Regions from separate parts of the Mus musculus genome. Here regions 1, 2, 4 and 5 are each linked to region 3. Evidence: chromatin loops called from intact Hi-C (ENCODE). Cell type or tissue: heart. All regions are shown on one strand. Links, peaks and the distances in the headings refer to the core of each region. The heading gives the core; the rest is flanking DNA. Region 1 overlaps Oxr1 (oxidation resistance 1). Region 2 overlaps Abra (actin-binding Rho activating protein). Region 3 has its middle 100 kb from the start of Abra. Region 4 holds the start of Gm41314 (a long non-coding RNA gene). Region 5 has its middle 10 kb from the start of Gm46502.

Region 1 (6,321 bases), core at 815-5,814, 160 kb before region 3:
CTTTTTGTAGTGTTAAAGTGTGTGCAGAGCTGGAAGCATTTGTATTACACTGGACCATTTGTTCATTTGTTCCTACTTAGAATTATCTCCTGAAAGTACTCTAAAATGTAACCCATGGCATGCTGATAATGTGAGCCAAATCTGCTACAGGCTGGGCGTGTAGCTCAGTGATAGAGTACTTGCCCTGAATGCATGATGTTCTAGGATCTTTCCTCAATATCTCCAAAAATAAACACAAAATCCAGGAAAGAAAATAATCAGTTAAAATTCGTATACAATTAAAACTTACAAAATCTCTTTCAGAGTATTTGAAATATATTGTTTAATTTTAGCCAGTTGCTTGCTTTCATTTTTCAAAGTGTTTAGTTTACAGAAATTGAAGCAGCAGAAGAATCAAAAGGTTAGAGCCCTTTTAAGATTTTGGTACAGTGCATGCACTGTGGCCTTATAGTATTGGGTTATCCCCAGCAATGTCAATGTCCTGTGTAACACTTTATTGGCTCTCATTAGTTTGCGTTGGCATGTGCTTCAGTGGTACAAATTGTTGTAAACACTGCTCAAAGGCCAAATAAGCTAAAGTTTATGTAAAGTTATCACTTCTTAAGGAGATTCATTGTCTGAACTAAAAGGAGTGGCAGCTAGGGGCCTTTGGGATGGCCCTGTGGGTAAAGACCCTTGGAAGCAGAAAACTAACTCTGCAAGCTGTCCTACGGCCACCTCGCACTTGTCCTGGCACATAACATACGCACAGGAGCAATTACCCACACACAGTAAACAGTGCCTTTTAAAGACGTGCTAGGTGAAATCCTTAGATCACTTAACCCACCAACAGGCACCCATATAGACTTCCTTTACTATGACGTAGGTTTACTGTAAGTCTTTCATACCTGTGATATCTGCTGCCGTTGGTGACCTCACTTATTCCGGAGATTTCATCAGGAGAGTCTTTCCAGCTTTCTTAGTCCTGTAAAAGGCGATGTCTGCCATAACTTACACCACGCTTTGTTGACTGTGCCTGCGTGGGAACTTGAAAGAATGGTGTGATAGCAAATCAAGTGTGCGGTCTGACTTGCTTTCTCAATGACACTTCAGGAAAAAGCAAGATGGCTTCAAATTACCATTGGATTTTCAGAAATTTGTCAGGCTTTTTATAGACTATCTTGAAACAAAAGTTTAAAAGTGAGAGTAAGGGATGCTTCGCCCTTGGTTTGGAGTAAGGATCCTTTGTGATGTGAATAGTAATATGGTGGAGGGACAGACTATCCAGACGGGTGTTTTCTTTTGGACAAATTGCTCACTTATCTCAGTCTTTATTTTCACATCTGAAGAATAGGATATTTCAGAACAGTTTAGAAATAGTACCTATTTCAGAGCTAGGATTATGAGTCAACAGTGTACATGCAGAGTTTGCTACATATGAAAGAATAAATAATAATTCCTACCAATTGTGTCAACTGTTTATAAACCTTCATTGATAAAATGTAGACACTTAAGGTTTATAGCACTATTTATATAAGTTCATTTACAATTCATGGTCTTTAATGGCAAATGAAAAAATAGTTATGGCCTAATACGAATTTTATTTAATATACCAACTTTACAGATGAAGAAATATGCCCTAAAACTTTGTATTCTGAAAGTCCCATAACTGATGAATCGCAAATTCAAGTAAAACTGGTTACTTTTTTCAAACAGTATTTCTATGGAATTCTTCCTTTACCACTGATAATGAGTTATTAGTGCCCATGTAGCTGCATTTGGTACTTGTATGGAGGGAAGAACACAGGAGGTGGGGGCAGATTCCTGTAAAGCTTGGTCTCCTGCAGTGTGTTCTCTTCATAGTCAGGTCAGACTTCATCCCTCACATGATTGTTTTAGGCAGAACATGATATTCTTTGAATTGTGTCTCTGCTGAGGAAAAAAATAGTTTAGTAGAAAAGCATGTTTTCATGAAAGTGCCACAGTGCCTGAAAGCAGATGGCCAGAAGTCAGAAAAGGCACTTAACGAGGTACCTAGAATCTTTATGAAATTAGGAACCTTGGAGATTGAATGGTGCTTTCTGTTTCCTCCTAGGGCACAGTCAGTGGCGTCCTGCTAGTCACACCAAATAACATAATGTTTGATCCACACAAGACAGACCCCTTGGTTCAAGAGAACGGTTGTGAGGAATACGGCATCATGTGTCCGATGGAAGAGGTGATGTCAGCTGCCATGTACAAAGAGATTTTGGATAGCAAAATAAAGGAATCACTGCCCATGTGCGTATGTCACTGTACAGGCTGGTAGTTGGGCTTCACTCTTTTTTTTTCTTTGTTTTGTTGGTTGGTTGGGATTTTTTTTATATATATTTATATAGTTGAACCTTCTCTAATACTCTTATTTTCTTAGTCTTATTATAGCTGCTTTTTATTTTGTCAGTAGTAAAACAAGAATCTAAGCACTATTGGATAGTTGATTTTTAGTGTGCCTGGTATTTAGTTAGTAATTTCACTTATATTTACTTGGTTAAAGAATCAGATATTTGACAAGTAGCCTATAGTACTTTTGTAATTTAGTGCTTATCAATCCTTTGTTATTTAGACACAAAATCAAAAAAATTTAACTTATTCTGTATTATTAACAAATAGAATAACTGTCAAGTTCCATGAACGTACCGAAAGAGTAGCGTGTGTAGTTGTGAGTGTGGCACGGACCAAGGCCCAGTGTGGAAGTAATCAGAGCAGCTTTCCATTCACACTTACTGTAGGACTTCTGGGTAAGAAAGTGTCACATGGGAAGAGGAAGCCTCCAGGTTGCACTAGTGAAGGGTTTAGAGTGTGCTAATGTGGGAACTGCTGTAGTAGAATAGCTTAGATATGAAAGTGCCGGGTTAGGCACAGCCCGGAAAGACAGAGGAAGGGAAGAGGTTAGCGTGTAATAGAGACTCCATCCCACTCACTATGAGGCTGACAGCCATGTAAAAATGGCTTCACCTTCACTGATAACAGATAATTTACAGTCTTATGCCAGTTTAAAAATTAGACCTTGGGGTGAAAAAAGTTACAAAGGAGAAGGAGCTAGGTATTTTTTCAGTATATATATATATATAGTATGTAAGCTGTTACCCCTTCTTGGGAAAGGTCCATTTAGCCTGTAATGACAGTTACTGGTTTGGCGTGGTAAAATGATCTCTAGAAACACAAATAATTCCTAGAAAATAAGTATTCTAAACTACTGGATATATTTTTAAGTTGTCAACAAAAGCCAATTTCAGGAAAGAGAACAAAAAATAAAACATCAAACCACAATTAATTGAGCTTAGAGGTAGAGATGAGACACAGGCTGAAAAACCAGCTCCACGGGGGAAGAGGGACTGCTGCGCGTCAGGGAGAGCTTGTCCTGACCTTGCGTCTCAGTGTTTCAGAGTTAAATCCTGTTCTCTATGGTCTGGGACTGCTCTGCAAGGAAGATGGGGTGTCCCTTGCTTTTCAAGTGACCATTTTATCATTCTGCATATTACTTGGAAGGACAGGGACCTGGATTCAAACACTTTAAACAATGTCACTGGAAGGAAATATCCCTAAGTCTTGGCTTGTATGTTAATTGACATCAGAATTTGACTTCAAACAAGATAAATACATAGAGTGGCTTTGCAAAGTAATAGTTTGTTTGCACAGGTGAGGTAAAAGATGTTAATGGTTTTCCCTCTTTTTTAATGCTTGGAGAATTGATTTCTAAGGTACTGTCTAAACTGTGTTGAACAATGCACCATTAATGTTAACCTTTCAAAACATTACATTTCAGGCTAAAAAACTCACTTAAATCATAGCCTGTTAGTTTTTATCTTTGTTTCTGTTTTTAAACCTGCTAACAGCTAGTCTCTTGAGTGTGGCATCTCCAAAGCACGCTCAGGTCCTTGACCCTGTGGGTGCAGTTTAAGTGAATCACCATTAGATGGCACCATTGCAAACTTAGTATCTCCAGTTAGATTGCCTCTTTTAAAAGATGAATCCAGTACAAAGGCAGAAGGCACTTAAACTAAATCTTTAAAATAAAGATATGCCTTATGGAAAAATATATATATTGTTACAAAATCTTGAAAACCATAAGAAAGTTACATAAGAGACTTAGCCGTAATATCCACAGAAGGTCGCTCACTTACTGCCGTTCTGACTGGCATACTTGTTCTCTAGCCATACGTGCAAGGCATTGGTGCTTTGCCACTGAGACGTCAAGGAACCGTCATTCCAAATTGCTGACTTCTTAAATGATGCTTATTTCCAGAACATATATCTTGGGAACATTAGTATTTACCTAAAACAATGCCAGGAAAGTTGGATATGAGACCTCACCATAAAACGTTCATAATCTAACATCTTAGTTCGTTAACTGGACAGATTCTCTTAGCACTGTTCTGAGCTTATAGAGTTCCTTTAAATGTTTTGCCTCAGCTTGGTTCTCATTATTCATGTTTTTTACTCTCTCTTTGTATATAAATAAGTACTGCATATGTATATGATAAATTGAAATTTTCTATTGTCCCTGTCCTACCAATGAAAATTTTCTTTCAGTATTATAATTTCGTCAGGAATTTAAGTTATCAGACTTTGTGGTAGTTTTCTTACGAGGAGCGCTTACATTGATGTTTCCCAGATGGTAAACAGTTGATGAAAAACCTCGATGTAATGATGTGGTATATATGAAATGCATGGTGTTTGTATATTCTGTTGATAGCGCTACTTTGCTGTTTTTGAAAAGCCTCTTCTGTGATACTATTTTATTATTTGCTTGTAGAAGGTAAATTGATACAGTTTTTAATGTCTAATACTTTTTTATTTTCCTTAATAACAGAGAACTAGATCAGTTGTCAGGAAGGGGGTCCTGCCATTCAAAGAAAGCGACAGGAGTCTCTGCTGAGGACGCAGACCCGAGAGCGCGTGACCAGGGTAACGACAGTGCCAGCACTGCTCCCAGGAGCACCGAGGAGTCTCTCTCGGAAGACGCTTTCACAGAGTCAGAACTCTCTCCTATCCGCGAGGAGCTGCTCTCCTCGGAGCCGAGACAGGAGAAGTCATCTGATGCCTCGTCAGAATCTGTGCAGACTGTCAGTCAGATGGAAGTCCAGTCCTTGACAGCCACGTCAGAGGCTGCTAACGTTCCTGACCGCACTAGCTCTAACCCTGGGGCTCTATCTCATGAAACTGGCTTAAGTGGTCTGGAAACAGCCACTAAAGGAGGAGATAAAGCTACAGAAAGCCTTCAAGAAGTCTCAGGCCCAAAGGAACAAAGCACAGAAGTAAAAGGTCAGGATAACCAGGATTCTTCCCACCAGGAAAGTTCACTGCAGCAAGAGGCAGGTGAAGACAGTGTATCTTCTGGAGAAACAGTAGAACTGAAAGAAAAACCAGCTGTTCTTAAGGATCAACAAGGGCAGGAGCTAAAACGGGACTCAGAGACAGAAGTAGAGGAGCTGCGCAAACTCTGGAAAACTCACTCTATGCAGCAAGCCAAGCAGCAAAGGGACACGATTCAGCAGGTGTCACAGAGAGAAAGTAAACACAGCAGCGCAGCAGCAGACGCACATGGAGAGGGTAAGTGCTAGGGAGATGCAAGGCTGGTTAGTCTGTTTGATTGCATGTTGCTTTCTGCTTTCTCTCTGAGCAGAGACTGCTGACTTAAGGCAGTGTGAAGGAGAAGCAAACCACTCTTGACTGGCTTTATTCCGGGAACATGTCTGCAGTGCCTGGTCTCTGAACTTCTTTTCTGCCATGTTTAAGCACTCCTAATGCAAAGCACTTTCCATAAAGTCTGTCTTATGAACATGTTGTACCCACACTGTATAATACAGTGATTGCTCCATTTTCTTTTCAATTATATCATTACATATTTAATGTCCGAATTTCAATTTATAGTTACCAAAGTTTTAATTCCATAATTTTTGTAAAAAGAACTGTCGACAGTAAAAATCTACTTCTGCAGTTCTTTTACGTACGTAAAAATCCGATGCTCATCTGATTCGATGGCTTCCTTTAAAAACAAATGCTCAGGATAAAAGTTATCACTTCTTGTCTTAGTTCAGGTTTTGTTCATATGAGTATTACCGTAGTATAGTGTGCTTTGCTTAATACATTATGATTAAGTAGCTACGGCTCAAACATTTCCCAATTCTATTGATATATTGCCCACATTGATTCAATTTATATATGAGCGTTTTCTTAATTTCAAGTTTTTATTTTACTAAAATGATAATCTGTCTTTAACCTTTTTCAAAGGCTTCAAAAAAAACTGAACAACATATACAAAGATAATTATTCCAATGTTACTTATATCAAAGAGAGTAA
Region 2 (6,109 bases), core at 1,110-6,109, 110 kb before region 3:
CCAGCTTTGCACTAAGAAGTGCCCAGGGTACGAAGAATAAAATGGGGACACCGTGCTAAGGGACCACTTCAGCATGGGCTGCATGCTTTGTCTTACAATGACTCAAAATGACTGAGTGGAATGGGTATAACTGAATTCTAGCTCACATAGAGTTATAACTGTACCATGAAAAATGGCTCTGGTAATTTGACGTTATTTCTGTTGATAAATAAGACAGCAACTGGTATTTCAAAGGAAAAGAGAGAAAAAACATGAAGTATTTCTGGGTGTGATATTATTTTACTACACAGTATGGGAAGACAAGGGACCCAAAGCTCAGATGCTCTCCTCTGCAGTTGTGAGCAGAGTGAAGAGGGGCTGAATCAGGGAGGCAGCAACTCGTACCCACTGAGAAGGAGTAAAGAGCCAGTCGAGGGAGGAGTGAAGAATAAGGGAAAGCTTGGGGCTTGGGAGAGCAAGTGCATGCCACTAGGAATTTAGAGCTATTCATGATAAAATACAATCATTTTATATACCTTGTGACTAAAACAGGTCTCTTCATTGCTTTGTTTCCTGAGTTTTCTCATATTTTCTTTTTGGTCAAAATGTTCTCTATGTTTTTAAGTACAAATTTCTCTGTCCTTCAGGGAGAGAATAGTTTTGGATTTGAAGCGAGGAAAAATTATAGGACTAACTAATGGTCTTACAAATTCAATAGTAAGCACCATAAAGTAGAAGAATATAAGAAAAAAATTCTACAAAGCATTAACCACTCATTGTGTTACTAGAGAGCTATGGCGACCACTGCGAGCTGCCTGCTAAGACATGCCTGATACATAGTGTTCCCTCTGAGAAGGGGTATACTGACCTTACAGTCCTCACTCAGAATTCTAGCTTACATGGCATTACTCCTGTACCGGGAGAAGTATTGGTATCAATCCGGAAAGGAACTGACATTTGAAAGTTAAAGCCCAAGAACAAGCTGAGAGTGGACGTGCTCTCACTTTGCCACACAATATGGAAAAGGTTTTCAGTGTATTCTTAAATTCACACAAGCTGAACTTTGAATAATCTTATGCCAGAGCCTGCACAATCTTTGTGTGCAGAGATGAGGAGGCAGGAACTGGTGGAGCATTAGTTGAAACGCGGCTACTGGGACTATCCCAAGTTCAAGTCTGAATTTGTTTTATTTCAAACACACACAGAGTATTTTGGGAATCTAATCTAAAAATAATACAAAAACTGTCACAGCTTCCACTCTGCTGGTTTCCTTCAATTCTGACATGCTTCTCTCTGTGACAACACATGTGCATGTGTATACATAAGAAATCCCATAAAGAATATGAGTAAGGACTAGTGACTCAGACTAGTATGGCAACAAAATCGTGTATGTCTCCTTAAATATGTTAGAATTTTCAGTTTGAAGCAATCATTATTGATAATTTCTATTATTTAATTTGTATTGTTTCTGACATGTAACAATTATGGGTTCCCATTATTTTGAGATATAATAATTTGACTTTTGTATTTATTGTTATAATACTTTTATTGTTATAATACAAAGTATTGTGTATTATACAAAGTATTATAACCATTTTAATTTTAGCTTTTTCAAATACAGTAAGAAATTGTAGTCTCTTGGGAGGCAGAGGCAGGCAGATTTCTGAGTTCGAGGCCAGCCTGGTCTACAGAGTGAGTTCTAGGACAGCCAGGACTATACAGAGAAACCCTGTCTCGAAAAAAAAAAAGAAAAGAAAAAGAAAAAAAAAGAAAAGAAATTGTAGTCTCATATTCATTTGGCTTTAGAATTATAATACACATTAAGGAAAAAATTAGTCACAGGCAGGTCAGTATTAGCTTCCTTGTATTAAATTAGCTTTTTCTTTATCTCAGAAGAACTGATACGCTGTTTGTTTGTTTTAGTTACTTTTTTTTGTTTTATGACATTTTCTTTATTAGAACAGGAAAGAAATATGTCCCAGGTTTTAAATTAAATGATTCTATGAGCTTTTGCTCCATTGAATATTCGTTTCACAGAGTTTCTGTATTTCTTGTTCATTTATTAGCATAATGTAAACAGTATTACCCAGTAAGACTTTCAGCAAAAATCAAACCTGCTCATGAACTCCACAAAGACAAGTCTGACCCTCCCACCAGTGTCCCACTGTCCTAGTGTGTACCGTCTTTGTGGGTCATGAGGCCACTGATAGCATTTGTTTTTGCAGGACTTGTTCACATCTGAATGAGGAAAGCTGATTAAAGGAACCTGGCTGTAATCAAACCACACAGAGGAGCTTCAACATCTTGAATTCTAACTTTGTTTACCCACCAAAGGTGCTGTGATTTTTTTTTTTTTCAAAAGAGTGGAGAATATTCTCAGAAATAGAGTACTTCCTGGGCAGGCATGAGCCCTACCACTTTAACAAAGTGGAAATGATTGCATGTAAGCCTGCTGTCCCAGCACTACAGAGGATGAGCTGACATAACGGTTTGAAGTCATCCTTCGTTAAATAGAGTTGGAGGCCATTCTGAGCTGGTGAGGATTTTTTTAGGCCAAACTTCCAATTTTATTCAGCTTAATGGAATTTTTTCCCCTAAAATATTACATTGCGATGTTGTCCTACTTTATCTAAGGTCAGTTTTCTTACCTGTAATGTGTACTTTTCAATTTATAATAATTTTATCAATGAAGGCCAGAAATTTTTGCTTAAAAAGGTAAGTGGAATTCCAAATATCAATATACTATGTTTGATAGTCTTAATACATTCTTCCAAAAAGTCGAGTGTCTTCGTCAAAATCTTCACATAGTAACCTCATAGAAACAGTACCAAAAGCCATTTATATAAAATCATTTAATATTGATAACATTGCAGAGCAGCTTGCCTTGGAGCTTGTAACACATTACTATTTATCAGCGGTGAGTGGATTTGTTGCGGGCTTACTCAAGGAGAGTAATCACAACATGGTCGTCTCGGCCTTGCCATAGCATCTCTCCTTCAAAGTGCACCAGTCCGTGTTTCCTGGCACGCATGAGGATGCCCACGACTTTATCAGAAATTCGAACATAGCGATCAAAGAGTTCTCCGAAAGTAACCTGGATCTTGCCATCTCGTCTGTGGCGAGCCATTGTGCGGATAACAAAGCACAGTTCCATAATTTCCCGATAGATGTGCTCTTCCGCTCGCTTGGCCCTTTCAGCTGTCTTGCTTCCCTCTTTGGGGCGGCCATAGCCCTCGTCTCCCTTGTGGAGCCGAGTGGACATGGCTAGATCATAGTCAAATTCGTCACTGAAGGGATTGAGCTTCTGGGACTGGACGTGTTCATCGGCCCACTGCTGCCACCTCCCTTTCAAGTTGTCCACTTGGCTGTATTTCCGATGGGCCTTACAGTTGAGTGTCTCAGAGTACCTGTTTGCCCTAGCGGAGAGAAGTGGAGAAGCAAAGTGAATACATGAAGCAAGTGCCGGACCCCGTGTACTTCCCATGTGTAGTCTCTGTCGTGGTATATGTCACAACTTTCTTTATCAATAACAATGATGGATTAGCCACTAGTGATATTAAACTCAAGCTTTAAAAAACAAAACACAAAACCTTCCTTACATAGAGTGTGAGGCCATCTACTAAAACGTTGCATGTCAAACATTCTTGAACTAGAATCAGTTCTTAGAGGGTTTCTGATAAGAGCTATTTCCCAAACATGCATTTGGTACTGCTATACAGATTGGAGTAGTTCTACATAGAATTCCATATTTATTTAGGTTTTGTCTGTTTGTTTTTATGAAAGCCTGTTTACACTAGGGTCAATGATGAACACACATTTTTTAAAGTAATGGGTTGCACAGGTAGAAGACCAAAAACATTTATTGAACACTATTTGGCTGGCATTTTTCTAAATACTTATTATTCTCCGCAATCTTTAAAAATGGATATTTCAGCTGTGTAGATGAAGAAACTGAAGCCAGGAAGACACAGGAGCACCCTAAAGACACAGAACTGTAAGCAGTAGGCTAAGACTGGACTTTGAAGCCAAGTTAAGCCGTCAGGATGTAACTTAAAAAAAAAATACTGCTTCCTCTAAAACAGAGGGAGGAGTCCATCTTCACAAAGCACCCAACTTTATCTCCAGAGCGTTAAGTAGCCTCACATCTGGAAGCTTTGGACTTGAAGGTGTAACGAGCCATTCCAGCACTGTCCCCATGGGTGGCATGGCAGGGCCCTATGAGCACTCATAAGTCACTGTTCTAAGCCCGAGAGTGGGCCAGGCTTATCTGTCAAGGTACAAACTTCTAAATTCTCCATGACAAATGGGCTCAGGAGACAAAGGGCTCAGTGAATCACACAGCAACTGCTTACTTAACTGCTTCTAAAGCATTTCAGTCTCTGTCCCTGGGGTCATGAGCTCTGTCCTATCAGAATAGCCTGAGTTTGTGGACTTCTTATGTCATCACAGTGCCAGGGCGCAAGTGTTTGCTGTAAGGAAGACACACACAAGCAGCCCACACACACAAATAGCCCATCAAACACAGACACCAAACCTATATACGGTTTAGATGCACCCTCGAAAGTTATTTTCAAGGAAATAACATCCACCAGATGGCGAAATTTCATTAATTCCCATGTTCAGAAAATCCTCTTAAGTCCTCTCGCTGTTAGGCTAGAATGGGAAGGGAATGAGGGTTTTTGTTTGTTTGGTTGGTTTTCTTTTTCTTTTCTTTTCTTTTTTTTTTTTCCTAGCCAGAGGGAGATAAACATGCAGCAAGGTTAACTGGGGAGATCCCCATACAGTACAAGTTTATCTCAATTTCTTAAGCTTGAGCAGTCTCTAGAAAATGTCCTTCACCTGAATGGCAGCTTCAGTGGGTCAAGAGGTCTTAAGAAGGAATTTCCCAGTACATGTTTGGGATGTACCGGTATGAAGGGAGATGGTTGTGACCCCCACAGTCAGTGCCCAGTTGTCTTTGTGGCTAAAGAACCCCAGCTCCTCATTCCACTATGCTCAGAAATGCTGGTTATTGGCACTGCCCAGGGACTGTCACTAATTTAACTAATCAATGTGTGTGTGTGTGTGTGTGTGTGTGTGTGTGTGTAAGGGGGGGGTGTCACATGTCAAGACTACTATCTAAATTGCAGCACCATCATTGCTGAACAATTATGACCTTTATTCTCCTTTCTAACAAGCTTGAGACCCAGGCCTCTGATTCTTTTTACAAATTGGTAACTATTCCCAAGTCCAAGGAAAGCATTCTTTTCATTGGAATGGGGGGAAGGGAGTGGGAGTAAGTATCAAGCTAGGTTGGAGAGATAGTTAAGAGTTCTTGCAATGCCAACATGAGGACCTGAGGTTGAATCCCCAGACCCCACATAAAAATAAAAATAAAAATATGGCCAACGTTTATAGAAGCCCAGCACTGAAAAGCAGACAGACATCCTGGTCAGCCAGGTGAGGCAAAATGGCAAACCTCAGGTTTAGTGAGATACTTGTCTTGTATATGAGAGGTGAATGACAGAATGTACACGTGCATGCACAAATGCATACACACACTCATGTGCACACACACAGAAAAGTAAAAGGCCATGTTTTTTTGTTTTTTATTTTTTTCTCTTTGTTTTAAAGCCCCTTAAGCCCTGCACTTTAGAGGTTACCAAGATCAATAAAACTGACATCTTGCTTTATGCTAAGGGAATTCGAGTAGCATGGGGATTATAAAACAAGCTCTAGTTCCGGAAACCTTTCCAGCTGCCTCGGTGTTCATGTGACTTTCGTGTGTCTTAGTGTCTCAGTGTCTCATTTTCTAAGCTTATATGCATTTCTACTACACCAAGAAGGTGGTCCATGTACAAGTCTAATTCAGGAAGCCTGAGAAGAGTGCTGACAGCAATTCCCACTTGTAGGTAAATCAGTGATGGCATGGACCAGAAGAGCCACAGCCGAAGTTAGTTAGCACTGTTCTTTCAGGTCAGGGATGTGCTACCCAAAAGAACCCACTCTAACTGGCAATTTATCGTCTGCCCTCTATACTTTTAGTATTAGTTGGAACTCCTTGTGATTGAGGCATAAGGAGTAGAAGGATGTATTCACTTACTGGGAGAGCAAGGGGCGTTTGATCCTGGCAGGAGCCACAGGCGCTGCA
Region 3 (6,321 bases), core at 853-5,852:
GCTGCGATAAAGAACCTACTATTAACAATACCTTTAGTTACACTATGAACAATACCTTCAGCTTCTTTCAACTCTGAAGGGTGCCCATGAAGACACAGGCATGCTCAGTGCCTGGGAAGGCCTCACTCCTGGTTTGCATATTCTCAACTATCTTCCCATGAGTCCTTAGATAAAGGAATGGTGAAGGAGTCTCTGGAGCCTCCTTTGTAAGGGCATTGATATGATTCATGAGGATTCCATACTAGCTCCGTCATATTGGCTGTTTGGTCCCAGAATGTGAATTTGGGAAGAATATGAGCATTTGACATACAGCCAAAAAAAAAAAAAAAAAAAAAAGAGGGCAAGACAGAAAGGGAGAACTGAAGGGGGATACAGAGGGAGAAGAATACTCGAACACGTGTGTGTGTGTGTGTGTGTGTGTGTGTGTGTGTGTGTGCGCGCGCGCGCAGAATCAACAGGTAACACAATTGTTGGGCACAGATTGTAAGCTATTCTATGTTATAAAACCACCAGTGGCAGATACGCCACTCAAAACAACAGCCTCTGGTTTCCTACATTCTGTCTGCTCCTCTTACTCCTGACGTTCAAAAGTGAGAATACATTTTTTTTAATAGTTGGCATTATGCTAGTTGAAAGGAACAGTAACCAAATCAGATGCATTTCATCGTTAAAGGATGCCGGGTTCAGCACTGACGTAAAGATCAGGATGTTTATGGGGTTTCAGGAAATGCCCCAGTAAGTTCCAGCGATTTGAACCCTTGGCAAGGCACTCTGTGGCTTTCCTCTCTGTACTTCCCCACAAGGTTTATTTTTAACAATGATTATAAGCTGGCTTCTTTGGCTGCATCGCAGAATAGCCCTAATGGGTACCAGGCTGTGTGTGTTACAGGCCAGGCTCCCTAGGGGAAACTATCTTACATCTGACTTGAATCCAAGCCCACTAAGGGAGGGAACTTCCTTGGATAGCAGTTAGGTCAGCTAATGGTTGCAGCAACTACCAATGCAGGCGATGATCAGTTGCTCAGAGTGGGCAAACTATACAGGATAGCATAGGACAGTTTAGTTGAAACTCTTTCTCAAACATGCTTTGAATCAATACTCATGTGTTCCCAGTGGTTTTCATTTCTCACAGCTCCTAAGTTATCCAGTGGAGAGACCCACTACTGCTGTGTGATGTTGTCCCTCTTCATAAACATGACAGAGAGTGGTTGAAGCTACAGAATCTGAGAAGTGAGACTAATTCATCTCACTGAGCACTTTATTCATGTTCTTTTCTAGCTTCACCTTTATAAACCCACATGTCTCAAAATTTTTAGCACTCTTTATCTTCTGACACACTGTTGTGCTTTGAATAAAAATGGCCTCCATAGGCCCATCAGGAGTGGTACTATTAAGAGGTGTGGCCTTGGTGGAGGAAGTGTGTCACTGGGGGTGGGCTTTGAGGTCTCAGAAGCTAGTGGCTCACTGTCTCTTCCTGCTGCCTGTGGATCCAGATGTAGAACTCTCAATGACCTCTTTGGCACCATGTCTGCACAAGTGCCACCATGCTTCCAGCCAGCCATGATGACAGTGACAATTGACTAAACCTATGACCTATAAGCCATCCTCAATGCTTTCCTTTATAAGAATTGCTGTGGTCATGGTGTCTGTTCACAGCAATAAAAAGCATAACTAAGACGCACATCTTCTTTGGTTACTTTTCTCTGAGCATTTTCCACTTTATTGACTGAGTTTTTGATGGCACACGATTTCTAATAAAATACTAATAATATTTATTAAGAAATCTAGAAGGTCAATCCATTCTATTTTAAAAGACAGATTCTGCTGCTACTCTATCTTATGCCTCCTGGGGCTGAACTATTTTTCAAAGATGGACACGACTAAGAACATAATCTATGTGTTTAGTTCTTGGAAAACAACAGGAAGGCACCATGTTGTTTTTGAATTAACATGAATATTTTTGAATATATGAATATGTATGAACGAGGAAGGAGTGAATAACACTTCCTGAGCATGTGATAGCCTTCCCTGTCATGAAGCTCTCTATGCATGCTTTCTCTATGGGGTTTATTTTTGAGGTGTCAGGAGATAGCCTGTGATGACAGTGGGACCATCAGTGGGCTTGCCTCAGCCTTTATCGGGGTCCTGTTTAGCTGGGAAATGAGATTTTATAGGAAGCAGAATATCTTTCTTCTGTTTTCTCCCCCCTTTTCACATCTTTTCCCTTTGCTGTGAATGAAAACTTCCTTTGTAACACCAGTTAGTTCTCCTGTATCACTAACATGCCCTACAGAAGGGCTCATTTGTCAAAACCAATAAACAGACCATACCAATAACTGTCAGTTTCTTTTTATACCAACACTGATTCTATGACACTGTCTTGCATTTTAGCATATTTGGCTTTCTTTAACCTTGCATATGATTCTTAAATCTTCTCTTTGATATTAATTTTAGTAATTAGTTTGCGGTGTTGTATGATGTAGAAACCAAAAATATGAATATATTAATAGGAAAAGGACTACTACATTACACAGAATTTTCAGTGATTCCAATACTGTTTGAACCTATTATTAAAACACTAGAAAGAAAAATTACTACATTAAAATTTTAAGATTCTTGGAGAGGAATTTCTTTTCCTTTGGCAACACTTGACCTTTCAGATGTCATTTGTTTTAAACTGCAGTTCTATTTAACTTTGTAATATAGTGGAGATTTATTTCATTTCTCTCTCTCTCTTTCTACACAAGTATATATGTATGCACACATATAAACACACATATCAATTTTACTATATAAACAAATTAAATTTCAAAGTGAAAGACCCTTGATTTTGGACTCTGTTGTCAGATTTACTTTTGGTATGTGGTAATTTTGGTAGGAGATAAACAGTTTGGTAGAGATCTCCAATATTTCTAATATTTTGACTCAGTTTACATGTTGTATTATTACCATGGTTTTTAATTACAGCCTCTGGGATACTGTTTAATTGTATTTGTATACTATTAAAAAATCACTGACTTTCCTCACAAGCAAATAAAACTACAACAAAAATTCCTCCCCACAAAATCACCCAGAAAAAATGATAAGAATTCACTAAAAATATATTAAGGTACACTTAAGGAAATGCTGACCCTCAAAATCCAGTATTACCTTTGGCACGCGGAAACAGAGATGTGTTGCTTCATTAAATAAAGGGAGCGGCTGTGAAAGGCAGACCAAGTCCCCGCCTGCCACCGTGCGGACACTGTTAGAACTGCACCTCATTCTCCGTGATGCCAAGCAGAGCAAACACTGGAGTTACTTAAGTGGACGGAATTGAGACAAATGCCCAGATGATCTAGATGAGAAAGGAGTTTTCACTTGAAATATTACCATTATTGAAACAATTGTAAACAAACTGGCCAGGAAACTCCATCTTGGAGTGGAAGGATATGAAGAACTGGAGTTTTCATTCTTCTAGCATCCACGGGTCAAGTTCTATTTAATTAAAAGAGTTTGTTTAGTTTTCCTAAAATCCGTAATTAAGTATAGACAAAGAGACGAATAGTGGCAATAAAGGTGTAGTGAGGGAGATTTCTCAAAGCTATTTCTCATAGCTGCTTGAACATGGCAGACATTGGCCTTTTTACCATGTGTCATCAAAGAGCATGATCAGAAGGAGAAACACTGTGTTTGAGGCCTCTACAAATATATTTCCCCCTTATTCTTGTTTGTTTGTTTGTGTTTGTTTGTTTGTTTGTTTTTTTTGAGACAGGGTTGCTTTGTGTAGCCCTGGCTGTCCTGGAACTCACTTTGTAGACCAGGCTGGCCTCGAACTCAGAAATCCGCCTGCCTCTGCCTCCCGAGTGCTGGGATTAAAGGCATGTGCCATCACACCCAGCTTCCCCCTTATTCTTATCATCTGTCTCAACACAAACTCCTATTACTCCCTTACGTCTTTCCACAAGGAATCATTTCCATGTGCAGAGGGCAGAGCCTTTCTCTCCCCTGGTGTTGACAGCCTGAAACTTTGAACCTCTGTGTTACCTGGCATTCAGTTGACAGCACCATGTGAGTACTGAACCAGGTAACTCCTATACTCTGCCCTTCAGTGTCCTTTGTGATCTGGGCCAGGGCACTTTTGTCCTTTCATGGACTATTTTCTCTCTCTTGTGTGCTTATGAAGTGTCGTGGGCATTTTTCTATGGACTTCTCAACCCGTTTCCGGTCTTGCTGCTGCACGGCTTTCCTGTGTCCACAGCGTTTCACTTTTCCCTTGCATGTACTTCATTCGACTCCCAGATGTCTCAAATTCCAAAACGCAGCGCTGTTGCTTTTTATTGTTGTCCACTGCTAGCCACATAATAAGAATCCTTTTATCATCGTGATCGCATTTTGATGTGAGAGTTTTAACAGGCATAACTATACACCCAGGAATTCATCAAATTATGAGACCATGACGTCTCTGATGGCTCTCTGCACATCCAGAGGACTTTATTTTACATAGCCCCTTTTTTTTCAGGGTGGCATGAACATCAAACACTTGCAGATTGTCTTTTCACTTCATGTCTTTCTATTTCAGTTTCTCTGTTGGATTTCAGTTCATACATGAGACACAAAGGAATGTTGAGCCTTCAAATCTGCATACAATCCATTTGTGAGCTGACGATTAGGAAAAGCAGCACGCATGCCTCAGAACACTAACTATGCAGTAGGAGTTGTTCCAGGTACTTGCATTTCATAATTCACTTTATCCTCACAACCCTGTAAGAGGAAAATAAAAACCTTTTCCATTTAGAGACAAGAAAAAAAAAATGAAGCTTATAAAATACCATTTCTATCATAGTTCCAGAGGGCTTTTTACAAAGCACTTCACAGATTACAAAACGTCTGCATGCTAATACTACCAACTGAAGACAGGCAGTTAGGCTCTAGAATTTACACAGAGAACCTTTGCACTGATTTAAGCTGCTGGCTCTCCTGCAGAGGAAGAGGAGAATGGTCTCATCTGCTGCATTACCCACCATGAAGTGAATGCACCCAGTTACAATGGGAGAATGCCTGGTGGATGCCAGATAGTTTTTTAATGGGCTGTGGGTGTGAAGGACCAAGCAGACCCTGGGTTCTCATGGATGATGTTTGCATGTTTTTTCTGGAAACTAGTTGCTCCAAATAGAGTTTTCCATTTAGTGACAAGAGAACAGACACAGGAATAGTCAATACAGAAGACCGCAGCCTGAAGAATGGGGACATTTTGTGTGGGTATGGATGTTGGAAACTATATTGAATACTCAGATTTCTAAAATATTGAAAATGCTCAATCTTTATAAACTGTCTTCTTTGGATTATCTGCAAAACACAGGAAAATTATTACGTGAAAAGATACCCCATAAGCACATGTCAGCACACACACACACACACACACACACACACACACACACAAAGAGGTTGGCATTGGTACAGGTGAAAATATGAAAAATTTTAAGTCAACATAAATGAACATTGCATTGTTTAGGGGATTAATAGTAAATGTGTGACAAGTAATTTAAATTTCTTTCAAAATCAGAACAAAGCCCTCTCTGCTAACTAACTAAAAAAATCGACACACACCCTCAAAAAAAAATTCCCCTAATAGTGATTCATATGTACAGAAGTCAGAAGTGTTCGGTCTTCAATATACGCTGCTGACTGTTCGTGTCACTGTTTGGTGGTCTGCTCTTGTGAGATGCCACCTCTGAGTTTCCACAGTTGGCATTGTTCCTTGGCTTCACCCAGGATCTAACTCTGTGCCCATCTATCATGGGATGATGTCTCACTTCTCTGAACTGTTAGTGCTTGGTACACTTTAACTCTTGGCCCTGTTTTTCTCCTTGCATCTCCCTCCCCCCACCTTTCTTTAAATCAGACAATTCCGCAGACACCCTATTTTCATCCTTCCCTCTGATTCTCAATTATATGCTGGTCATCATCTGTGTACAAGATTCAGTTTAGAACTCATTTGATCTCATTTCTAAACTGCAGACTTGAAAACCCCGGCTTCTATGCCGCCTTGAGGATTTAGTGAGCAGAGAGCCCTTCATATATTATTTTTCCATGTTATATCATATAATATTTGGATTAGTTGTCAAGGTAGATTTTACTTCCACATTTACAGATTAGGGTACGAAGCTTCAGGACACTGAAATTACTTGTCTGCTAATGCATGTTATGCTGCGATCAGAGAAGTTACTTTAATATCCTAATTTGCCCAGCTTTTTGTGCAGCGAAAATTAAACTTTAGGGGACTTGTTCTTGTGTCCGTTTACTTAGGGAAAGTTTCATCTCATGACTGCCTTTACCAGC
Region 4 (6,321 bases), core at 806-5,805, 730 kb after region 3:
AGAGGGACAAACATCATCTCTAATTGGATTCCATGTCAATAAAGAACTAACGATTAAAACTACATGGCTGATACGTCACTTGGCATAATGGAAGGACCACAAAAGGAAAAGTATTGATTTGTCTAATTGTATAACTCATAAGATCTCCAAAAATGCTCATCTATACTTTTCTAAATCCAATGTGTCAAAAATTCCTTCAGAAGACTTTGGTCAGCTCAGTTTGTAGGAATTTGATTGGTGCAGAAAACTATGGTTGATCTTGAATATACTTAAAAAGATAATTCTTGGACTTCATGCAAATTCCTTTTTGTTCTGTAACTTCAACTCCTGCTTAGACACATCATCTCATCATAATCCATAATCCATAATCAAGAACACTTGGACAATTTCCTCCTAGCTAAGTTATTAGGATGGTTTCCTGGGTTATAGACTATTCCCAACCTAATGGCCACTCATTGGCAAGAGAAAGAAGTCCCCTTTGTAATTAACAGGAAAACATAACAAAACAAAATCTACATAGTATTCCAACATTTTGACCATATTTACCAGGTCTTTGACCTATTTACCTTTCCATAAACTTAGAGTTAAAGTACAAATCCTATACTGGGGTTTATAAGTTTTGTTTAACAAATCCTATACTGGGGTTTATAAGTTTTGTTTAACATACTTATCAGTGGAGAGGAATCATTCTAGATGTCCCCAAGTCTGAGTTGCTATAACATGTCTTGAGCCAAACTCCATTTATGCACAAAAACTTTCATTCTGGGCTTCATGGCAAGGGCTGGGATATTGTGTACCAATTCATATCTTTAATGTATCTTTTTCCCCGTTGGAAACAATATTTTCACAGGAATTTTGGAGCTGGGTCAACCAGTGATCTGAATTATATTTAAACGTGGTCCTGATGTTTTTTAAAGGAGCATTTTTAGCAAACCAAACAAAATGCTTACATAAGCCAGGAAAGGTTGTAGCAACAATATGATCATGCTATAATTATTGCCATTTAAGAAAAATAGAGATTGTATGAATAGAACCAGGGAGTTGACCAACTGTTTAGGCTTCAGATGGAAGCACTCCAATGAAAATCTGCCTGGTGATTAAAGTGCCGACCTTGAGAAACACAAATCTTACACCAGAGCCTACCTCTGTCACTCACTGAGTGACCTTGGCCATGTTACAGTGCTCTCTCTTTCCACAAGTCTACCTCACAGAACTATAATGTGGTTTCAATGTGCTAATGTATTTCGACATTCTCATTCCCCTGCTTGGCACATAAGAACCACTCTGTAGTGTGTGCTGGGTTTTATTCATTCAGCTATTGAAAGTCTACAATTGTCAAAGACGGACAAATGTAAAGCAATAAACAAGAAAAACTACACAGTGGTGAGAAATGGTTTTGTTACGTTTTGGAAAAAAGTTTTTAAGTTTTGTGTTTTTGTGTGCTCTTAGATAGTTTGGGGACAGATGCTATTTTCTTGGATAGCTTGCATGCATCCTGTCAAGATGAAATGTCCATTTAAATGTCTTTAAGTGACATTTAGGATATAATAGTTAATTTGTATTGGCTTATTTATCTCTGCCACAGGTCAGTTCTGAAAACACAGGGCATACATACTGGAACAGTAATGAAGTTAAGGCTACCAGAGTTCTTTATGAGCCTTGTGACGACTGAGATCATATGATGGACAGCTGAAGAGAACAGGAGGATTAGAGGCAGCTCTGAAAACAGCACCTTTGGAACCAATGTGTCTCTGCAACGAGAAACCTTTGCTCAAGCACGTGCTACAATGTTCAGTGTCTGTAGAAGTCAAGAGACAGGATCTCCTTGGGACTCTGCTTCTGGTCATTCGCTCACTTAGGAACTTGATCTCTGGGACAGCATATACAAAGGCTTATGATTCACTTAGAAAACATACAACTCTGTATGTGCATGTATGGGACACAGAATGTGCTGAATTATAGATACAAACACATATATAATTACATGTATTATTTAAATTTAGTGTGTTATGTATTATATATTTATATTAAATAGAGAGAATATAATATATATTTCTAAATATATTTAATTATATATACATAATTATGTATACGTACATATATATGTTTTCATATTCTCGGTTCTCATAAGTGAACATTAAGAAAACAATCACTCCTAACCTCAGCTTTCTCATTCACAAAATAAGGTTCTTAAATAGAAATGGATCCCAATGCATTCCACTTTGTAGGCAGTATGATTCTTTTTTACCCCTCAGCTAATAATTACCTTTTAATTATCTGAAGAATGTAAAACCAATTTTTATTTAAAAATTAGTGTGAGTATATACATGGAAAAAGTGTACTGTGAATGAGTGTTTGAGTTGAGGTTTAGAAGACTATTTTTCAGCTGGGGAACAAAGTACGAATAAACACAAACAAAATTTTATTTCAAGGGAACTGACCAGGTGGGATGATTATACAAAATAGATGCAAATTAACAATGAAGGTTTTACAATCAGAACTATATGACTTTAAATCCTAGGCTCATGACAGTGCTAGGGGATAGATTATTATGAAATCTTTCGGGTCAGTCTTTATTGTCAAAGGACAGCACATACTTGTTGCTCTATTGAAAAGATCAACGCCACATCATCTAGCATGGGAACTGCTTCATTGAACACCTTCAAATATTACCTGTGTGCCGATCCTCTCTACAAGTGTTTCTGCTGAGGATAAGAACTTGTGGGTTCACCAAAAGCAACCATGACTTACAGGAATACTTTTTGGAAATATGTACTTCACAATTATTATCAGCTTGTACTTTAGGGTCTCACATTTATATACAAATTCCAGGTCTGTCATGTATTATTTACTTATTTACATTCTGAGAAAGGCAGTCTTTCTTCTCCTAACTAGATGGTATGAGGTTTATGAAAGAAAGTGTAGCACAGCCTCTAGTACGTAGCAACCGAATACATGATAGTCGCTTTAGCACACTTATATTCTTCAAGCTTGGAGTAGTTAATGGAATGAAAAGGCATGTCAATCAATATTTCTGGAGAAACGAATGAGAAGACGAATATTCCTTGGTTGTTGAACTACACGCAGACTCTCAATGTCTTCTTGGAGTGAGGCAGGTCCTAGGATCTCACAGCTTCCTATAGAAGGCATGTCATTTTCAAAGACGTCTTACTTGACATGTAAACAATGCCCAGTAAACCTCTTGTGTTCTTTTTATGGAAGCAGCTAGCAGCTAGGGGTTGTACATGTTTTTGTTTTTTTTCCACTCAGTTATAAAACTGTTTCATGATACTTTTCTTAGGTGTTCAGTCAAATGGGGGTGCTCAAAAAGGAGAAAATGGGACTGAAAGCTTTAGGAAATCTAAAATGAAGTTGAGTTAGCTCCATTGAGTATTCCTGAAGTAGTTATACAAAAAAGACCTAAAAAAAGTGTTCACTTCATACATAAGCATGTTTTTAAATGTGTGAAAGACATTAAATGAATAAAAATGAACAAGCCACCATTAAAAATTTATACTTCATTGGATAATCTATAGGATCCAAAGTTAACAAAAATTTTATTACTAAAAATCTTTAAATGCAATTAAATCATTTTAGACCAACTTTTAATCATCAATTATGTGTGGGCTCCCTCTGCTGGATCTTCACACTCTGAATACTGGGAGAGGTTTAGTACCATATAGTTAGTTACCTAACCAAAAACTTTACTCATATTGTTGCAATAAACATAAAATGACCATGCCCAATTTCAAACCCACAGTTCAATATTTTGTCAGATGATGAAGTTAAAATCAGTTGTAGCTGTAATTTTCATCATCATTGAGAAACAGGGCTTTTATTTGGGTTTGGGTCAGAGTGTAAGTGTTTTGAGTGCTTTAGTTTATCTTTTGAAAGGGTGTAGATGCTCTTTGTAGAGGGTCACATGTGGTCCATGGTGCTGGTTGCCAGGGTAACCATGTCCTCTGTCTGTACATGTCAAGGCCAATTGCTTCTTTGGAGACAACTGGATTATCAGTTGGAAGGAAACAGAAAGAATGCAAATTACGATGTTGCCATTGCTTCAGAAAGGTATGGTTATATGAAGCCGACTCAGAGGCATCTTCATATCCATAGCAAGTTTCTTTAATGTTAACAACATTGTCATTGTTTTTCACTCACCAGTCCACCCTGGTGAATGCTTAGCCACCTCCTTCTTTTGAAGCAGAGGGTTCTTTATTTGCTGAGCTTGAAAAAGGATGTGAGAACAAGAATGTTCATTAATATAGTTAGAACTTTTCTCTACCTTCAGCCATAAGCTATTAACCCAAAACACTGTTAATGTGTTATCTTTCCAATATACAAAGCATATCTAATAAAGTTTTCTCTTCAAGAATATGGCACAGTGATCCTGAATTCAGGCACTACGCTCTAACAATTGTTGGAAGAGAGTTGTAATTAAGATAAGTTTCACTTTAAGACTAGCAAAGTCTTGGTTAGCTTTGTCTTTAGGAAGAACATAATTAAAATGTTTTATTGTAGACCAGAATCTGATTTGGTCCTTCTAATGTAGTTTCTTATAATGAGATGTCCAAAATTAAATTTTGTTTTTCATCAGCTTATGTAAAGTACAATTTATGTGTGAAAATTTACAAATATTATACTTTATTGTTATTATTATTACTAATGTTTTTTTTATAGTTAAGACAGTGTGTGGTCATGTCTCCTAGGTTGCTTGAGCCAGCTATCCTCCTGTCTCAGTTTCCCAAATGTTGTAATTGTAGGCATGTGACACCATCCTGGTTTATTATTTAACTTTTATCACTGAGTTTCCAAACCCATTTAACAAGATAAATTTTACATCATACATAAACACAACCATAAAATGTATCAATGGTTCTAAAATAAGCCTTTTTTATAATCTTCACAGAGTTCATTAAAGTGAAAGGCACCATTGATAATTGATGCCCCTTTGATGCCTTGGACAAGCAAGGTGTTGAGAGATGCAGGTAAGGGCTGCTATCCAGCTCTGGACACAAGGGCTAATGTCGGGGACATAAATGCCAAGACTCTATTCTCTGAGACAAGATTTAGGAGCCTCGTGAGATTATTGATTAATAAGAATGGAAAAGAGCTCAAAGTGAAGGTGTTCTGTAAGTAGAGAGACCCGTGGAATTTTAAAGTCACAATATGCAAAATAGATATAAAATAGTTTATAATCTTAGAATGATAATATTAAGAACATATTGAGTTAAGAAAAGAATGTTAAAATTAATCTCACCAGTTTGTTTAACTTGGAACCTTAAAACTACTTTGTTTTGCCCAGTGTTGGACAGGATGATTCTAATTGCTCTCATAAAGGAGCTCTTTCAGAGGAATCATAGAAGACAGAGATTAGAATGTGTAGGCTATAGAAAGAGTGTTGAGGAACACCCATAATTAGCAGGTGCATTAAAAAATAGGGAAACTGGCAAGAGATGAGGGAGTGATCTGGGACAAGAGTGTCAAAGAATGTGGTCAGACATGTGTTGCAGAGTGCCAGGGAGGAGAAGGTAGTTAGGTTTGCTAGATAGGGAACCACTGGCCATTGAACCTGTGACAGAATAGTTGTAGTGGGAGCCAGTTTGAAAACCAGCTAGGGACAAGGGTCAAAATTATTCTTTCAAGAAAGTAAAAAAAACATGTGAGTATTAGTATGGTTAGGAGGAGAAACCAGTGGAGGGGCAAAGACTCAAGATCATTTAGATCCTCAGTACCAGTTTTCCAATTAATTCACTTAGGCGGGATTTGGGGTACCCTGTAAAGATGGTTACAAAGAAGGAAACAAGCTTCCAGATGTATTACCTACAATTTTTATCTGTAACATCTATGCAGTATCTAAGATTCTTTACTGTGTTATCACTATTCTCTGAGATGGTGCAGTCTGAGAGCTACCAGCAGGAGGCTGTGGGTTTTACACCTGAGAGAATTGGGATAGTCACTGGAGAGGCAATCACTTTGGAAAAATAAAGGACTTGGAAGAAAGTATTAGTGAGGGAGTGGATTTGGGGGTACTCTGGCATGGCTCTGCTTCCAGACTTACCCAAGGACATCACTCAAAGAAAATGGAGATAAGGGAGCCTTTTGTTGTTGTTTGGATATAAATGAAACTGTAGAAAGCTCTTATGGGCTGGTAATATTTTTTCTTCCAAAAGTTAACATGCAGATGCCATAACCTCCAAATGCAGTTATATTTGGAGATGGTACCTAAGGCAGTAATCAAAGCTCCATAATAGAGTAGGACTATCCATAGGGAAAGAGACATCAATCTCCTCCCTCCTGCCCTCTCTTCCTCCCTCCCCTTTT
Region 5 (6,321 bases), core at 875-5,874, 810 kb before region 3:
AATGGCTAAGTTCAAAAATTCAGGTGACAGCAGATGCTGGTGAGGATGTGGAGAAAGAGGAACACTCCTCCATTGTTGGTGGGATTGCAAGCTTGTACAACCACTCTGGAAATCAGTCTGGTGGTTCCTCAGAAAATTGGACATAGTACTACTGGAGGATCCAGCAATACCTCTACTGGGCATATATCCAGAAGATGTTCCAACTGGTAAGAAGGACACATGCTCCACTATGTTCATAGCAGCCTTATTTATAATAGCCAGAAGCTGGAAAGAACCCTGATGTCCCTCAACAGAGGAATGGATACAGAAAATGTGGTACATCTACACAATGGAGTACTACTCAGCTATTAAAAGGAATGAATTTATGAAATTCCTAGGCAAATGGATGGACCTGGAGGGCATCATCCTGAATGAGGTAACACAATCACAAAGGAACTCACACAATATGTACTCACTGATAAGTGGATATTAGCCCAAAAACTTAGGATACCCAAGATATAAGATACAATTTGTTAAACGCATGAAACTCAAGAAGAATAAAGTCCAAAGTGTGGACACTGTGCCCCTTCTTAGAATTGGGAACAAAACACCCATGGAAAGAGTTACAGAGATAAAGTTTGGAGCTGTGACGAAATGATGGACCATCTAAAGACTGCCATATCCAGGGATCCATCCCATAATCAGCTTCCAAACGCTGACACCATTGCATACACTGGCAAGATTTTGCTGAAAGGACCCAGATATCGCTGTCTCTTGTGAGACAATGCAGGGGCCTAGCAAACACGGAAGTGGATGCTCACAGTCAGCTAATGGATGGATCACAGGGCCCCCAATGGAGGAGCTAGAGAAAGTACCCAAGGAGCTTGGGGGATCTGCAACCCTATAGGTGGAACAACATTATGAACTAACCAGTACCCCAGAGCTCTTGACTCTAGCTGCATATGTATCAAAAGATGGCCTAGTTGGCCATCACTGGAAAGAGAGGCCCATTGGACTTGCAAACTTATATGCCCCAGTACAGGGAAATGCCAGGGCCAAAAAGTGGGAGTGGGTGGGTAGGGGAGGGGGGGGGGTCGGAGGGTATTGGGGACTTTTTGGATAGCATTGGAAATGTAAATGAGGAAAATACCTAATAAAAAATTAATTCTAAAAAAAAAAAGAATTCATTGTTCAAAAGTGCAAATCTAGATGGCAAATGAAACACAACTCAAGATCACAGAAGGCATAGAACCCCAGACTAAAGGTCAAAATGATGCCCTAAATTCCTTTAATGAACACCACTTTTGCTGTCTCCATTGCTTGCTTTCTCTGAAACCCAACAAGTGACGCGTTTTATTTCTTCCTCTTCCACAACTGGATCCTACTTTATAAAGTCAAGTACCAAGCGGGCTGTTGTAAACAGAAGTATTTAGGAAGCCTTCAGACAGGGAACAAAAACAAAAAAAAACAAAAACGCTGCCCTAAGATGCCTGTATCTTAAAGCAGAGGCTAAATCGCTCCTTTGTTTCTGCCTTGTTTTCCTTTAGTCCTCCATAAAACTCCTAATCCAAGATGAGAGATGTAAACAGGAAGTCGGAACTCCTCCTGGAAAACCCGCTCTCTCTGCTGCGAGGAATCTGAAAAGCACCATTCATCCTAGCAGCAGTGTCCCAGCCAACATTGTAGGAAGCGCTTGGCTTCTGCATTTGGAACATGCATCGAAAGCTTGTTTTCCATTCAGTGCCACAACGACAGGGGCCAGAGCATCTCAGCACATAAAATGCATGTCCTGCACCTTGGAAAGAGCTACTGAACTCATCCCAGGATGAAATGGAAGTCAAAGGGAGGATTTTCAGCTTAACTTAGATGCAGTTTATTCTTTAAGATACTAAGAGTGAGAACAAAACCAATTACCGCAGTATTAGGTAAAAGGTGTTAACTCGTACTTTTACAAAAGATGTTCTGCAGGGTTTGTAGTGGTTAGTGAAAGTTATGTAAGTAGGGGTATGTGTGTGGTTGGGGGAGTGTATGGTTAAATAAATTCAGATGGGAAGTTCAAATAAGTTCATTTCCTTTGGTTGGCCCTGTAAGTAAATTAACTAAGCATTTGGAACTTTGGCTATGGTGGATAAACAAATGTGAAAACGGCTCGCATTCCTTTTTTTCTTTTCTTTCTTAAATTATAAAACTTTCTCTTTGACTGATCATATCCAGGCGCGGTGTGCTCTTCTAGCCACAAGAGGGCAGCAACACTGTATTCTGAACCAAATGCTTCTGTAGATGCGCAAGACTGGCTCCAAATAAGTGATTCTCAAACTGTGGGTCGCGACCCGCAATTTTTTCAAGGGGGCTCCTAAGACCATCAGAAAACACAAACATTTACATTCATGCTACTAGCAAAATTACAGCTATGAAGTAGCAATGAAAATAATTTTATGGCTGGGGAACATGTTACAAGATGAGATACTATATTAAGTGATACCAAAATTAAGTTGAGAATCACTACTCTAAATAATCATACTAACAGTATAATAAATATATGTCCTTCTCCAAATGGCTTTTTGAATTCTGATGGTATTTTATGGCTGAAGATTTTTGAACTAAATGCCTTCAAAATATGTCCGTACAAATGAGACTATAAGAAACATGTAATAATTTTAGTAAGTGAATTTCAATGCCTTAAAGGAGCAAATATTTTAAAGGTTCTTTAAAATTCATTTTTAAAGATCACAATGTTAAAATTACCACAGTGACCTTTCCAATAATTTTTAATGCTCTTAAAGTGAACATGGAAGAGTTAACATTTGTTATGGTTACAGACCTTTTTATTTTAAAAAAAAACCATATTTTAAAACAGTGAAGTCAGTAAATAAGAAAACTTGTGAGGAATAGTTCTAATAACAGACACTGTTTGGATAGCTACCTGTCTGGATATTGAAACTGTTTTTCTTTTCTGTTTAGGATAAAGTAGTTGCATTATTTAGCCACTAGGTGGTGCTGCTCTTTAAATAACTGCCGCAGATACTTTGTAGCCCTACAGGAAGTTCATGTAATTAATGGAGAACCGAGAATTTTTCACAAAAGAACGGAATTGCTTATTCGAACAACCTCAGCCCACAGCAGTTACTCATTTTTATCCTTGAACTTGCTCCTTCCATTTCTCGGGCAACAAAAACAACTGCCATTTTATTACCTTCGACTTTATGAAAGTAAATGAAAACTGTTTCCCAATTCGAAGGGAAGCAGAGAATTCAAAGGATTCACCCACCTAATGGTGTGTTGAAGAGGCCAGTTCAGGACCTTTGGAAAATGCCACCAGACCCCTCCCCTCCTGGAAGAAAAAAGGTCATGGAACACTTAGGCACCCCTCCCCTCCAGAAAGGAGGGGCTAATTAACATTCCTCAGCCAAGGTGGGGCGGGAGACACTGATCAACCTCTACCTGCAGGCTGGGGAGGTCCAAAGGAGGTAAACACATTCTGTAGGACAGACCTACAGACAAGGCCACCTACAGACAAGGGAAGTTCTTGCCACCTCATTCCCCTAGTGACCAATCAGTTTAAAAATTACACTGTTCTGCCAATCACATTGTGACTAATGGCTGCTGCTCCGAAAACTGTATAAAAAACTCCCTGACTGGGCTGCTTGAGGCTGCCTCTCCTTCCGGTGCAGGATGACCCCAAACGCATTGGAACAATAAATTCCTCTTGCTTTTTGCATGCTTCCCCCACTCTGAGTGGTTCAATCAGGGGTCCCCAGTAAGCTAAGGCTCATCAGAGTCTTACAATGCCATCTTCAGATTCCAAAGTAACTAGATGTGCTGGGAGCGCAAACTTAATCCCTATTCATCAAAAGTCGCTCTGTTTAATTTTGGTCGCACAAATGACATCGTTATAAATAAACCTAATATGCTATCAGTCAATTATAAATGTTCAACTATTTCATAATAAAATACATTTCATAGTGGTCACTATTTGTATAGCTGAAAAAAATCCATCCTATTATGAAATATGGCAAAACTGATATGGGTTAATAACGTGTTGTAAAACTACTAATGGATAAAAACGTCTGACACTGAAGTCTACAGAAGCAGTGGGAAGGTTTTAGGTTCATTTTCCTCCTCGTCTAGTCATTAAATTAACCACCTCCAGGTTTTCACCTCAGTCCCCAGCTTGGAGGAAAAACAAAGAACAAGAAACTGCACCCATTTAATTCCAGAAGCTACATACAGCCTTCTTTTGTTGATATTATCAAGGAAAAAAACCTACCACCCCCACCCCCCACCCCACCCCACCTACGCCCACCCCTTCCGCAGTGATGGCTAAGTATCCTTGAACTTCCGTGCTTCCGAACCCATGTAGAAGTTCATGCTGCTAAATTCAGAATTCCAGGCCTTAACAGTCTTGATGAAGCTGACTTGCTACCTTGGCCCTTTCAGCCCTGTTGCTCCTGGGCCGGAGCACCTCTAACCATGGTGGTTGAGGTCCAGAGGCGGCGGTAGCTATGAATGCTGGGGACTGATGGGAGAAGGGTGGACTAGTCAGCTGCGGTGTATGAAAAAAATCAATTAAGTCTGCAGTTATTTCCAGGGGCTGTTTTGACAGTGGGTAAACGTCTACACCTATTTCTCAAGTTGCACCCAAGTTGTATTAGATCTCTATATATTGTTTGAGGCCCTGAAATATATTTTTAGTACTTGAATTCTTGATTATCCAAGTAAGCAAGCCAATTTGTGGTTGTTAAGGGTTTGTTGTTCATTTCTTTTCTTGTCTTTTTCGTTTGTTTTGGTTTGGTTTGGTTTTGGGTCAACTTGACAGAAGCTGGAATTATTTTGGAAGAGGGAACCTTAATTGAGAAGTTGCCATCAACAGATTGGCCTGTGAACAAGTCTGTGTGGGCATTTTCTTGATTAATGATTGACGTGGGAGAGCCCAGCCCTCTGTGGGCAGTGTCAATCCTGGGCAGATAGCCCTGAATGGTCTAAGAAAGCAGGCAGAGTAAGCTATGGAGAAAAAGCCAGTGTGCAGCACCAGTCCACGGTCTCTGCATGGGCTCCTGCCTCCAGGTTCCTGCTTGAATTCCTATTCTAATTTCCCTCAATGATGGACTGTGATGTGGAATTGTAAGCCAAATAAGTTTTCCCCCCACAAGTTGGCTTTGGTTAGTGTTTTATGACAGTGATCAAAATCAAACCAGGATGGCAGTGTAGTAATAAATAATAACTAAAATGTATTGATCATATGTTCTCAGTCTGTGTCCCCTACTCCTCTAAGTGCTTTTCAACAACAAAAGATAATTGCTATGACCACAGTCATTACACAGATAAAGAAGCTAAGTAAGTGCTGATATACATTAATTTCAAAATAATCGTAGAATTTTCTAACAGCTGTGGGTCTCTTTGAAGAGGCACAACCTGGTCAACTTTCTCCAGCTTTTACTGGATAAAGTAAGAAATATGCATTCACATACTGCCCAGACCCATCTTTCTCTCCTTTTCTACTGGAAATGGAACTACACACAGTTCCTCTGCTTGGGTAGCGGCTCCCTGCTACGCTGTCCGCAGAGGGTGATGCAAGGTCAAGCAGTTTCTTCCTGTTCTGGTGTTCGCCACAATTCCTTTCAGTCAGCAGACCATTCCACCTTGCTATAGGGTAGTTGCTACTTTTTTTAAAGATTTATTTATTTATTATATGTAAGTACACTGTAGCTGTCTTCACACACCCCAGAAGAGGGCATCAGATCTCATTACAGATGGTTGTGAGTCATTATGTGGTTGCTGGGATTTGAACTCACAACCTTCAGAAGAGCAGTTGGTGCTCTTAACCACTGAGCCATCTCTCCAGCCTGGTAGTTGCTTCTTGAAGCAGCTGTTGAATGCGACTTGCAGTCTGCTCAGTGTTCACAGCTTGCAGAGCTATGGCAGAAACAACTACGCTGTGCCCACCTTTGGAGACACCAACAGCAGCTGAGTACAAAAGAGGCTCCCTCCATATCAACTAATTCCTCTTGTGCTGCTTCAAAGCTTCTGCGTCTTGACTGACTCAGCCAAGTCTGCTTGCTTCTGTACCAGAGAAGGTAGCTCTTCCTACTGTCACTGACTGCCTCTGTAAAAGATCGCTGCTTAATATTTTTTCAGATTTATTTGTTTACCTTATGTGTGTTTTGGCAAATGTATGCAAATGGCTTCTATGCACAGAGGCCAGAAAAGGATATTGGATCCATTGGAACTACAATTTCAAGTGGTTGTTAGTCACTATGTGAGTGTTGTTGGGAAGCAACCCCAGGCCTTTTGACTTAACACTGTGTATTCTTAACTACTGAGCCATTTCTCCACACCCAAAAG

What was found. A loop is a pair of places that touch in the nucleus more often than their neighbours do. Peaks named below come from ENCODE experiments on the same cell type or tissue, not always from the same donor. Only the 100,000 strongest peaks of a DNase experiment are listed, where the experiment ranks them.
Region 1: it touches region 3 in a loop (9-fold over the local background); 22 of 42 quality-filtered maps call a loop at or near these places.
Region 2: a loop joins it to region 3, with 2.8 times the contacts of the local background. A loop is called at or near these places in 13 of 42 quality-filtered maps.
Region 4: it touches region 3 in a loop (3-fold over the local background); 10 of 42 quality-filtered maps call a loop at or near these places.
Region 5: it touches region 3 in a loop (3-fold over the local background); 17 of 42 quality-filtered maps call a loop at or near these places.

The regions. Positions count from the first base shown.
Region 1 is chr15:41,815,008-41,821,328 of GRCm38, forward strand. It overlaps Oxr1 (oxidation resistance 1), which reads left to right. Exons shown (of 17, transcript NM_001130166.1): 8 at 2,075-2,259; 9 at 4,832-5,571. Among named protein-coding and RNA genes, the nearest start is that of Abra, 52 kb to the right of the region's middle. In heart, for the core only: a CTCF peak has its summit at 3,925 (motif pointing right); no DNase peak of the experiment used is centred there; H3K4me3 peaks cover 993 bases; H3K27ac peaks cover 939 bases.
Region 2 is chr15:41,862,958-41,869,066 of GRCm38, forward strand. Abra (actin-binding Rho activating protein) reads right to left here. Exons shown (of 2, transcript NM_175456.4): 1 at 6,062-6,109; 2 at 2,336-3,395. The coding sequence ends at 2,918. Among named protein-coding and RNA genes, the nearest start is that of Abra, 3.7 kb to the right of the region's middle. In heart, for the core only: CTCF peaks have their summits at 3,381 and 4,548 (motif pointing right); a DNase peak (open chromatin) is centred at 3,314; H3K4me3 peaks cover 2,447 bases; H3K27ac peaks cover 2,387 bases.
Region 3 is chr15:41,970,243-41,976,563 of GRCm38, forward strand. No RefSeq gene overlaps it. Among named protein-coding and RNA genes, the nearest start is that of Abra, 100 kb to the left of the region's middle. In heart, for the core only: a CTCF peak has its summit at 3,243; a DNase peak (open chromatin) is centred at 3,239.
Region 4 is chr15:42,701,118-42,707,438 of GRCm38, forward strand. It overlaps Gm41314 (a long non-coding RNA gene), which reads left to right and starts at 3,638. Exons shown (of 4, transcript XR_875324.1): 1 at 3,638-4,068; 2 at 4,907-4,985. In heart, for the core only: a CTCF peak has its summit at 3,650 (motif pointing left); no DNase peak of the experiment used is centred there.
Region 5 is chr15:41,160,818-41,167,138 of GRCm38, forward strand. No RefSeq gene overlaps it. Among named protein-coding and RNA genes, the nearest start is that of Gm46502, 10 kb to the right of the region's middle. In heart, for the core only: CTCF peaks have their summits at 2,210 (motif pointing right) and 2,971 (motif pointing right); no DNase peak of the experiment used is centred there; H3K4me3 peaks cover 936 bases; H3K27ac peaks cover 604 bases.